Linked DNA regions of Mus musculus: region 2 is linked to region 1. Evidence: chromatin loops called from intact Hi-C (ENCODE). Cell type or tissue: heart. All regions are shown on one strand. Each heading gives the region's core, and the rest is flanking DNA. Links, peaks and the distances in the headings are about the cores only.

Region 1 (7,286 bases), core at 1,936-4,435:
ACCCTGTTATTGTTGACTTTGTATATGGCAGAACTATCGGTAATGGAAGTCTGTGTGTCTCTGTACTGGCCAGTTAGCAACTGTAAACAAAACAAAACCAAGACAGACAAATCAGGGTAAGCGAGTTACAATAACACTGAATGCAATGTAAAAAATGACATTTTCATTCTGTGGAGAGTAAGGTCAAATGAACGAATGCTACTTGAAACAGCTGAAAACGATCATACTGCTTTATTTTTAACTTGTAGAATAGTGATTAATTACAGCCGGGCAGTGATGGCACACGCCTTTAATCCCAGCACTCGGGAAGCAGAGGCAGGCGGATTTTTGAGTTCGAGGCCAGCCTGGTCTACAGAGTGAGTTCCAGGACAGCCAGGGCTACACAGAGAAACCCTGTCTCGAAAAACCAAATAATAATAATAATTAATTACAAGCTTTATTCCTTCTTTTTGCAGTGCCATCAGAAAGTGGCACCCTGGGCCCAACATTATTAGTATTATTTTTAAACAACAGCAAGGGGCCAAATTACTGACCTGTAAAGATTTTAGGCACCAAAACCAACTCAAGGCCTCAGGAGATGTTCAGTGGACATAACACTTCCTGTGTAACCTTGATGACCTAAGTTCAGCCCCTCTGAACCCACATAAACCCAGATCTAGTAGTACACACATTCACAAGCCCAGTACTCCTATGGGGAAAATGGGAGGGAGACAGGACAATCTCCAGAAATTCATACTAGCTTGCCTGGCACAGCAATGAGAGAAGACCAACACTTCTGGTCCTCTGACCTCCACAGATGTGCCAAGGCTCACACGTACCAGCCCTTACACACATGAATGAACACACACACACAATTAAAATAATAATAGCTATTACTACTACTACTACTACTATTATTATTATTTATACCCTCCAAAGGAAGAGGGTAAATTCTCCATAGTAAAACATGTTCAGTTAAAATACACTGGCTTACATAAAACTAAGTGTTAGTAAAGGGAGGCCTCTCTAGCTTAAGACTGTCGAAGGAGGGTAATTTTTGTCATGATTGTGATAATGCTGGATTGCTCAGAACTAGCCATGCTGGGACTATTTTAAGTCACAGAAATCAGCAAAAGTTATTGGGCTTCCTTTATCCTTTATTGATTGTTTAAAGAAAGAATAAGAACGCAAGCTACACTTAAGAATATATGTCTATCCAGGCAGTGGTGGCACAGGCCTTTAATCCCAGCACTTAGGAGGCAGAGGCAGGTGGATTTCTGAGTTCAAGACCAGCCTGGTCTACAGAGTGAGTTCCAGGACAGCCAGGGCTATACAGAGAAACCCTGTCTGGAAAAAAACAAAATCAAACAAACAAACAAAAAAATGTATGTCCATAACCATTATATTCTGAGTAGCCCAAGAAACTGGTAATGCATTTTTTAACAGGTGTATGTACACTGAAGGTTGGTTGATGTCGGGAGTCCTTAATCTTTCTCCACCTTATTTATTTACTGTTTTTGCTTTTTTTTTTTTTTTTTTTTCCCTGACATAGGGTTTCTCTGTGCAGCTCTGGCTGTCCTGGAACTCATTCTACAGACCAAGCTGGCCTCAAACTTGAAGAGATCCTCCTACTTCTGCCTCCCAAGTGTTGGCTTTAAAGGCATGGACCACCACCACACAGCCAGCCACCTTTTGTGAGGCTGTGGTCTCTCACTGAACCCGGGGAGAAAACCAACTAGCATGGGTGGTGGTGAGCCAAGGAATTCCAGGGATCCATACCTCCTAGGCCCTGGGATTGCTGACAAGAACTTCTGGACCTGGCTTTCACGTATGTGCCACCGATCCAAACTCAGACCCTCATTTTTTTGCCAGGCAAGAAAACAGACTGAGTCACCTCCCCATCCCCAGACCACGTATTCTAACAGCATCGTGTGTGTATGTGTGTGTGTGTGTGTGTGTGTGTGTGTTTTTACAGGTTTTCCTAGAGTCTTTTTTATATAACTCCCAGGGGGCTGGAGAGATAGCTCAGTGGTTAAGAGCACCGACTGCTCTTCCGAAGGTCCTGAGTTCAAATCCCAGCAACCACATGGTGGCTCACAACCATCTGTAATGAGATCTGACTCCCTCTTCTGGTGCATCTGAAGACAGCTACAGTGTACTTAGATATAATAATAAATAAATCTTAAAAAAAAAAAAAGAATTAACTCCCAGGGCTGGAGACTCAACTAAGTTGGATAAGATCCCATCCTGCTTCTAGCAAAGGGACCTGAATTCAATTCCCAGCACCCACATCAGGCAGCTTTGAAGACCGACTCTACAAAATCTGACACATCTGGCCTCTACAGGTACAGGCACTCATGTGCATATACCCACACACATACATATAATTAAAAAGAAAAAAAAATATTTTTAAAAACATGTCCTAAACTTGCTGTACCAAATAAACTGCAAGATGACAGGGCTACGGAAATGCCTTACCCATCCCTCTTAAGTCTAACCGAGGTGAAAATCAAAGCATTACCCTGACAAACAGCAACGTTTTCCCAGAGTCACAGAGACCAACGAAGAGAACAGCTCTCTGACTGCTCTTTCGGCTCCAGATGAACTTCCAGAACACTGCAGAGAAGAGAAAGGCAGCCTTCATTTTCTAAAGACATTATTAGTAGGCATTTACGACAAAAAAACAAAGCGTCCATCTGGACTACTTTCATTGTCACACGGATTAGAGTCAGTTTTGTTAGGAACTCACGGAGCGCCAGCCACTATCAACTGTAAACCTTTTCACGTCTATTTCCCTCATCCAAATGTGGAGACTAAAAGTATACACAGAATGATGGATCTGGGAAAAATTAGTGGCTTGCTACATTTGATTGGTGGATTTCTACTCTACCTTAGTACCCCAGTATCTCAGAGCCCAGTTCAGACACAAGTGGCTCAAAGTTGGAATGAACGATGGCGGCCGCAGCGCTCAAGCGCACAGGGCCGCCTCATGTAAGTCCTGTCCCAAGACCCAGGTCACTTCAGCGTCCCCTTTCCACACTGCTGGGTCTGGAAGACGAGTAGTAGAAGAGGGAACGCAGCCGTCCGCCTCCCTGGCCTGCGGCGCCGAGCCACCCTGCCCTCGCCGTGAATGCCGGCCGCCTCACCCAGCGTCAGCAGCACCGCCAGGAGAGCCACCGCCACGGAGAGCAGCGTCGGATCCCTCTGCTGCAGCTCCTGTCGTAAGGAGTCGAGGTAAGGCTGGAAGGCGCCACCGGCGCCATCGCCAACTCGCCGGGTGTTCGCCGAAGCCATGAAAGAGGTGTGTAGTCTTCCCGGGCCGCCAAAGTTACGTGGCTCTAGGCTCCACGCCGTGGTGGGGCGCGGGGCATCACGGGAGTTGTAGTCCCTTAGGGGTATCTCGGCTAAGTGCCTGATGGGAGTTGGAGTTTTTTGGTTTCTACAACCCAGTTAGCGAGTGTATTCATATCGGCATGCTTTGAGACATGTATAGCTTTGTGGAATTTTTTTTCTTTGCATTTTAATTTTTTATCTTTGGAGAATTTCATAAATGAATATGATGTCTTTTGGTCAAACCCACCCCTCTACTCCCATTTCATTTCGATTTTTGAAAGAATGATGACTTTTAGCAAAATTAACGGCTACAAAACTTCATTTGAGGGTGAGGATTTCTACTCGGCCGTTACATGGGATGAAATTTATGAGAGATTTTACCACAGTATGATGTGACCGAAGATGTGATGGAGTCACAGAGAATCCACAAAGACACATCAAGTCCTTTATGAGGTCAGAGAAAAGTAGCTAGAGATGGACCTGAATCTTGGAGGATGCATTAACCTATACCGGCAACTAAAGAAAACAGAAAAAGACGCACGGAAGAGAAGCTTGAGTAAAAGCCAATGACATGTGGGAAACTCGGGAATTCTGTGTCCTGCATTGACACGTCCAGCACGGAAAAAAATGACTGCATTTTAAAAAGCAATCAGGAAAATCAGTGCTCGGGAGGATGTGGAGGTGTCGACGATAGATTGATCATTCCCACCCAAAGGAAGCAGGCCTACTCAACCAGGTAGGCCATTTGAGAGGCCCAGAGTAGACAACATTTTTCAGTTTCTCAAGAGGACTTATTTATAAAAGATCTTCATGGGAACTCTTCTACTTAAGATTTCATCGGGTAATCGAAACATTTAAAAAAAAATGTGAGCTTCAATTTAAAAATATCTCTGCGAGTCAGAAGTGGCCAAGCCTCGAGGGCCATTTGCAGCCTCTGTCATTAAGTAGCTGTCATTATTTTAAAGTATTTAAGTACAGGTCTGCCTGGGAGATGACAGGAAAAGTCGATGTCACTTAAAGGCTAAACAAATTCATTAAAATGTCGCACTGCCACATAAAACCCCAACTCCTGCAGGTACCAGGAAGAGAGGAAATGAGACATTCCCTTCCTCTCTAGTGTGGCAGTGAGTGATTGGGTAGGAAATGAAACAAAGATGTTAAAGTTTGAGTTTGGAAGGTTCGCAATGTGATTTCGATTTCCATACATCCTCAAAAGGCAGAGGGCAGGTGAGAAGAAGCCCACTCGAGAGGGCCACTCCGTTGGCCTTACCATCGCCAGATACTGAGTCGCTGGCTACAGGCTATGTATAAGAATGATTAGATTGTCCATGGAAGCAAAAGTGGCAGAAAGGCAGCTGGAAAAGTTTGTAGGAATCAGACCTGGGAGTGGTTTTGTGTGCTATGCTGAAGAACTCAGAGTTTACTCATAGTATAACAATAAGCTGAAGGTGACATGGATAATTGGCAGATCTGTGGAGAACTGTGACTGGAGAGAGAAAAGACTGAGGCTGGGGGAATCAATGGGAGTCTCTTGTCGTATTTAGGCAAAAGATACTTGGAGTCTAACACAGGATAAAAGTGTGAAATCCGGGGCTAGAGAGATGGCTCAGTGGTTAAGAGCACTGGTTGCTCTTCCAGAGGTCCTGAGTTCAGTTCCCAGCAACCACATCAGGTGGCTCACAGCCATCTGTAATGGGATCTGATGCCCTCTTCTGGTGTGTCTGCAGACAGCTACAGTGTGCTCACATACATTAAATAAATAAATAAACAAACAAACACTGAAAGTGTGAAATACAGGGTAAAATTTCTGAGATATTTAGAAGTTAAAATATGTAGGTTGTAATGACTATAAAATATATAGTTGCTGTTGTTCTATTACTGTGAAAAGACACCATGACCAATACAGAAGAAAGCATTTAATTGGGAGCTTTTTTGTTTGTTTGTTTTTTTGAGACAGGGTTTCTCTGTGTAGCCCTGGCTGCCCTGGAACTCACTCCGTAGACCAGGCTGGCCTCGAACTCAGAAATCCACCTGCCTCTGCCTCCCGAGTGCTGGGATTAAAGGCATGCACCACCACCGCCTGGCAGAAGAAAGCATAGAAAGCATTTAATCGAGAGCTTCCTTATATTTCAGAGGCTGAGTTCATGAGTGTCGCAGTAGGGGATGTGGCAGCAGGCAGGCATGGCACTGACACAGTAGCTAAGAGCCTACATCCTGATTCAGAGGCAGAGAATAAGAAACTGGGCCTGGTGTGGGTGTTCAAAACTTCAAAGCTCACTCCAGTGACACACCTCCTCCAACAAGGCCACACCTCCTAATCCTTCCCAAACAGTTTCACCAACTGGGGACCAAGCGTTCAAATGTATGAAGCTATGGAGATGTTCTCATTCAAACCACAACACAGCCTAACCTACACAGTAAATTCCTTGGCTACATAGTGTGAGATTTTGTATCATCCTTTGTTTTGGTAAATCTCCATCCCAAATATACCCCGGCGATGAAAACACAACACAGTTAATATGAATACATGCTGTGCACCTAGGTTGGGCAGATCTACCACTACACTACCATCTTCCACATCTATGAGACCCCTTAGAACTTGCAGTTTCTCCAGGCCATGTGCTTCTGCTCTGCTTTTCTTCTTCCTCCTCCTCTACGTCCTCTCCCTCTTCCATTTTCTTCTTCTCTCTCCCACCTTTCACTCCACCTTCCCTTTTATCTGCCCAATCATCAGCTCTTCTTTATTTTACAAATTAAGGTGGGAAGCAGGTTTACAGGAAATCACCTGAGTGCTGACTCATTCCTTGTTCGCAGCCCCTCACAGGAGAATGGAATTAATATCAAATATAATTAGCCCCAGGGCTATTCACAACCATCCTTTCTAACAAAAAAAAAGTTGTTGGACGAAAGATTGTTGTCATCATATGTAAAAAGAAAATTGCGTACCTATATGTATACAAACACATACACAAAATAAAAATTAATATTTAAAAAATGACTTGAAGAGACATTTTTTCCCACATGTTGCAAACTATCAGGAGGAATGTGAAGTGTGCTTAATGTCTTTAGCCAGTGAGAAAATGAAAATGGAAACTGCTATGAGATACTACCTGATACTCATTAAGATAGTCACTATTAAAAAAGTCAGAAATATACCAAACAGTGCTGAGAGGAAAGGGAAATCTGTTACACTGTTGGTGGGAATGTAGCTTACTACAGCCATTATGGAAGACAGCATAAAGGTTTCTTAAGTTAAACAAAAAAAGAACGGGTGGTAATGAACCCTGAAATCCTAAGTACTCGGGAGGTGAAGGCAGAAGGGTCAGGAGCTCAAGGGCATCATTGGCTGCACAGCAAGTTCGAGGCCAGTTTGGATAAAATGAGAACGTGTCTTAAAATGCACACACACACAAATACGGATGTTCGCATGCACCATTTGTGGGTTTAGGGACCCACAGAGGTCAGAAGAGGCATTGGATCCTCTGGAAATGGAATTAGAGAGATTTGTAAATATTTTATTTTAATGATGCATGTATGTGTAGGCGTGGGGGGTGTGTGTGTGAGTCTGTACATGTGAGGGTGCAGGCTGTGGGCTCTCATGTGAGTCCTGAGGTTTGTAAATGCTCTCAGATGCTGAGCCGCTTCTCTGGCCCTCCTCGGGTCTTCAATACTTTTTTATAAAAAAAGTATAACTTAAATTTTTAAAAATATTTTGTTTTAATTATGCATGTACGTATGGGCATGTGTGTCTGGATGACTTTGTGCCTGTGAGTGCAGTACCCAGAGAGTCCAAAGGAAGGTGTTGGATCCCATGAGTTTGAATTTCAGGTGGTTGCAATAGTGTAGATGCCAGGATCTGAATCCCCCACACCCTCTACAAAAGTGGCATATGTTCATAAGTGCTGAGTCATCTCTAAATTCTAAGAGCGGCTTGCCTAGTATATGTGAGGCACAGAAAAAAAGTTTTGAGGCAG
Region 2 (2,500 bases), core at 1-2,500, 580 kb before region 1:
GCGGATTTCTGAGTTCGAGGACAGCCTGGTCTACAGAGTGAGTTCCAGAACAGCCAGGGCTACACAGAGAAACCCTGTCTCGAAAAACAAAACAAAAAAAAAAAGTGTAAAAAGCTAAAGATAACTATAGCCATTGATCTCTGACTTACATACAAAATATAAAATACAAATATTCGAGTTGTACAAAGAGCTATAATAAAGTAATACATTTTTGAAACTCTAAATTGGCCTCAAGAAAGCCAGGCGAGGTGGCGCGGATCCTTAATTAGGAGACATAGGTAGGCCCATCTCTGAGTTTGAGGCCAGCCTGGTCTACACTGCAAGTTCCAGATCATAGCTACAAAGGAGAGCCAGCGCTAGTTGGGGAGAATGGGGAGCACTTTTGGCAACAAGTCTACAGTCTGTAAATGAAAACTAGGTCTGACATCAGAATGCACTAACTCCACGATTTTGTAAAGGACAAAAGCCCATTCACTGTCAAGTGTCTCCGCGTGAAAGCGCTGTTGTGGAATTCCCCTTTCCAAACTTTCACTCCACCAATCTTGTTTCCTATGCTTGACTTGAAAGCGTGAAGCCATCTGCAATTCCCCTGCCATCAGGGGTTCCCGCCACATTTCCGCACCTCTCATACTAACATCACCAAGGAACCCTGCGGGCTTCCCGCTGGGCGGCTAACGCTAAGGCCTGGTCCTACACCGGCGGCAGCAGCAGCAGCCGGGTCCCTTCCCGGGAGCCATGCAGCCCACAGCCCGCAGCCCGCCCTCCCGCAGGCCGAAGCACCTGGCCGGCCAGCCCAGAGTCCCATAGGGAGGAGGAGGAACCCAGGGGCGCGACGACCGGGCAGCCGCAACCCGGCATTGGAAAGCCCCGCGGCAGGTGGGCCGCAACGAGCTGCGGCCGCGGGCCATGAGGCCTGGAGCCTAGCGGCACCACCGTGGCCAGGGCCGAGACCGCACCACAGTTAGCCGCAGCTCGCCCGTCTTTGGGGCATGCGGTCGGTTACAGAGCGCGCCCCCGGCAGAGCGCGCCTCCGGCGGAGCGCGCCCCCGGGCCTGCCCGCCGTTCCTCCGGCCGGGGATGCGCGCAAGTCACAACAAATCGCTGTCCGTCCCGCCCCCTGCCGCAGCGCTTGGACTCACCCACATCCGGGGCTTGAGAGCGCCGCGAGTCACGTGACCCAGAAGAAGGGCGGGGCCGGGAGGAAGCCGACGCGCGCGCAGTGGGTAAGGGTTTTTCGCGCCCGCGGCCCGGGTTTCCGAGGGTGGCCAAGCGTTCGCCCTCGAACTCCGGCGTCTACCGCTTCCAGAGGCGCGGGCCGGTACTTTCAACCGAGCTTCAGAGCCACTTCTTTACTGCACGCTGTGCGGAGTGGAACGGAGCCCCCATGGCGACGCTCGACCTCCCCCCTTGCACTTCCGCATGTAGTATCCTCCCACCCCTCGAACCGGAAGTCGCTGCAGCGGGTGACTGTAGTGTCCCAGGATGGTGGCCTCCGAGGGCCATTTTAGTGTAGGCGCCGTGCTCGTAGCTTAGAAATACATTTACAAAGCTGTGTGCATGAAAGGTGTGTATGTCTCATAGGACGTACGCATCTAATGTCTAGAAAGAGATATCCGGGCAATGTGACAAGCTTTCCTCCTGTTGTCACGTATTGTGCCCAGAGATCTAGGGGACTGGTGAAGGAATGGACCCTTGGGACTGCACTCAGCCTGGGGTCTAAAGGAAACAATCTGAGAGCTGAGAGTTTGATATTATCTGGTATCCGGAGCGGGGGAACTTTCTGTTTACGTAAAGGGTGAGCACCCGAGCACCTGACCCAGGAAAATAGATGTGTTTGGAAGGACGGCCAAGCATAAGTGATGAGGGACGGGGGTGGGTGAAAAGCGTGCTAGTTTCTAAGCATGTAGAAGAGAGTCATGTTACAAAGTATTGAGGCGAACTTGTGGAAAGACTGGGTATCCTTACATTACCGCTGGAGACAGTAGTACCCTGCCAGTCAGTCACAAAGCTGACCTGACTTGTTTCATAGATCATTTGAGGCAAGCAGCAAAGCATTCAAGGACAGAGCCTGCTGAAAAGCTGGAGAGAAAGTCAGAGCACTTTAGAAAAAGGTGCAATCCATAGGGACTGGGAAAGTCAGCACCAGAAGGTGTGAAATGCAGCCCAAGGCTCAGCTACAAAAACAAAAGGCTTGTCAAACCCTGAGGGGTGATTAGAAGTGGCCCTTCAGCTGGCTTTGCGTTATCCACTAGCTAGGGTCTGGTTATGTCTGAGGAAAACTGCTAAGTTATCACCTGGTTTTAACGTGGCAGAGGGAGCTTCAGTGTGTGTGTGTGTGTATACGCGTACACGAAAGTTGTGGTGGTGGGGGAGATTTCTGCGTACAGGTGGAGTTGTAGATGAGTGTAGAGGCCAGAGGTCAACATCAGTGTCTTCCTTTATTACTTTGAATCTTAAACCTGGAGCTTTCTGATTCAGTTAAACTGCCTGGCCTGGCAGC

Evidence for each region. Peaks named below come from ENCODE experiments on the same cell type or tissue, not always from the same donor. Only the 100,000 strongest peaks of a DNase experiment are listed, where the experiment ranks them.
Region 2: a loop joins it to region 1, with 6 times the contacts of the local background. A loop is called at or near these places in 3 of 42 quality-filtered maps.

What each region holds. Positions count from the first base shown.
Region 1 is chr9:103,198,787-103,206,072 of GRCm38, forward strand. Srprb (signal recognition particle receptor, B subunit) reads right to left here and starts at 3,279. Exons shown (of 7, transcript NM_009275.4): 1 at 3,126-3,279; 2 at 2,501-2,595; 3 at 3-80. The coding sequence starts at 3,273. In heart, for the core only: no CTCF peak of the experiment used is centred there; a DNase peak (open chromatin) is centred at 3,345; H3K4me3 peaks cover 1,484 bases; H3K27ac peaks cover 1,000 bases.
Region 2 is chr9:102,625,124-102,627,623 of GRCm38, forward strand. Cep63 (centrosomal protein 63) reads right to left here and starts at 1,001. Exons shown (of 17, transcript NM_001081122.1): 1 at 781-1,001. The coding sequence starts at 858. It overlaps Anapc13 (anaphase promoting complex subunit 13), which reads left to right and starts at 1,173. Exons shown (of 3, transcript NM_181394.3): 1 at 1,173-1,223. In heart, for the core only: a CTCF peak has its summit at 1,165; DNase peaks (open chromatin) are centred at 1,118 and 1,438; H3K4me3 peaks cover 2,373 bases; H3K27ac peaks cover 2,350 bases.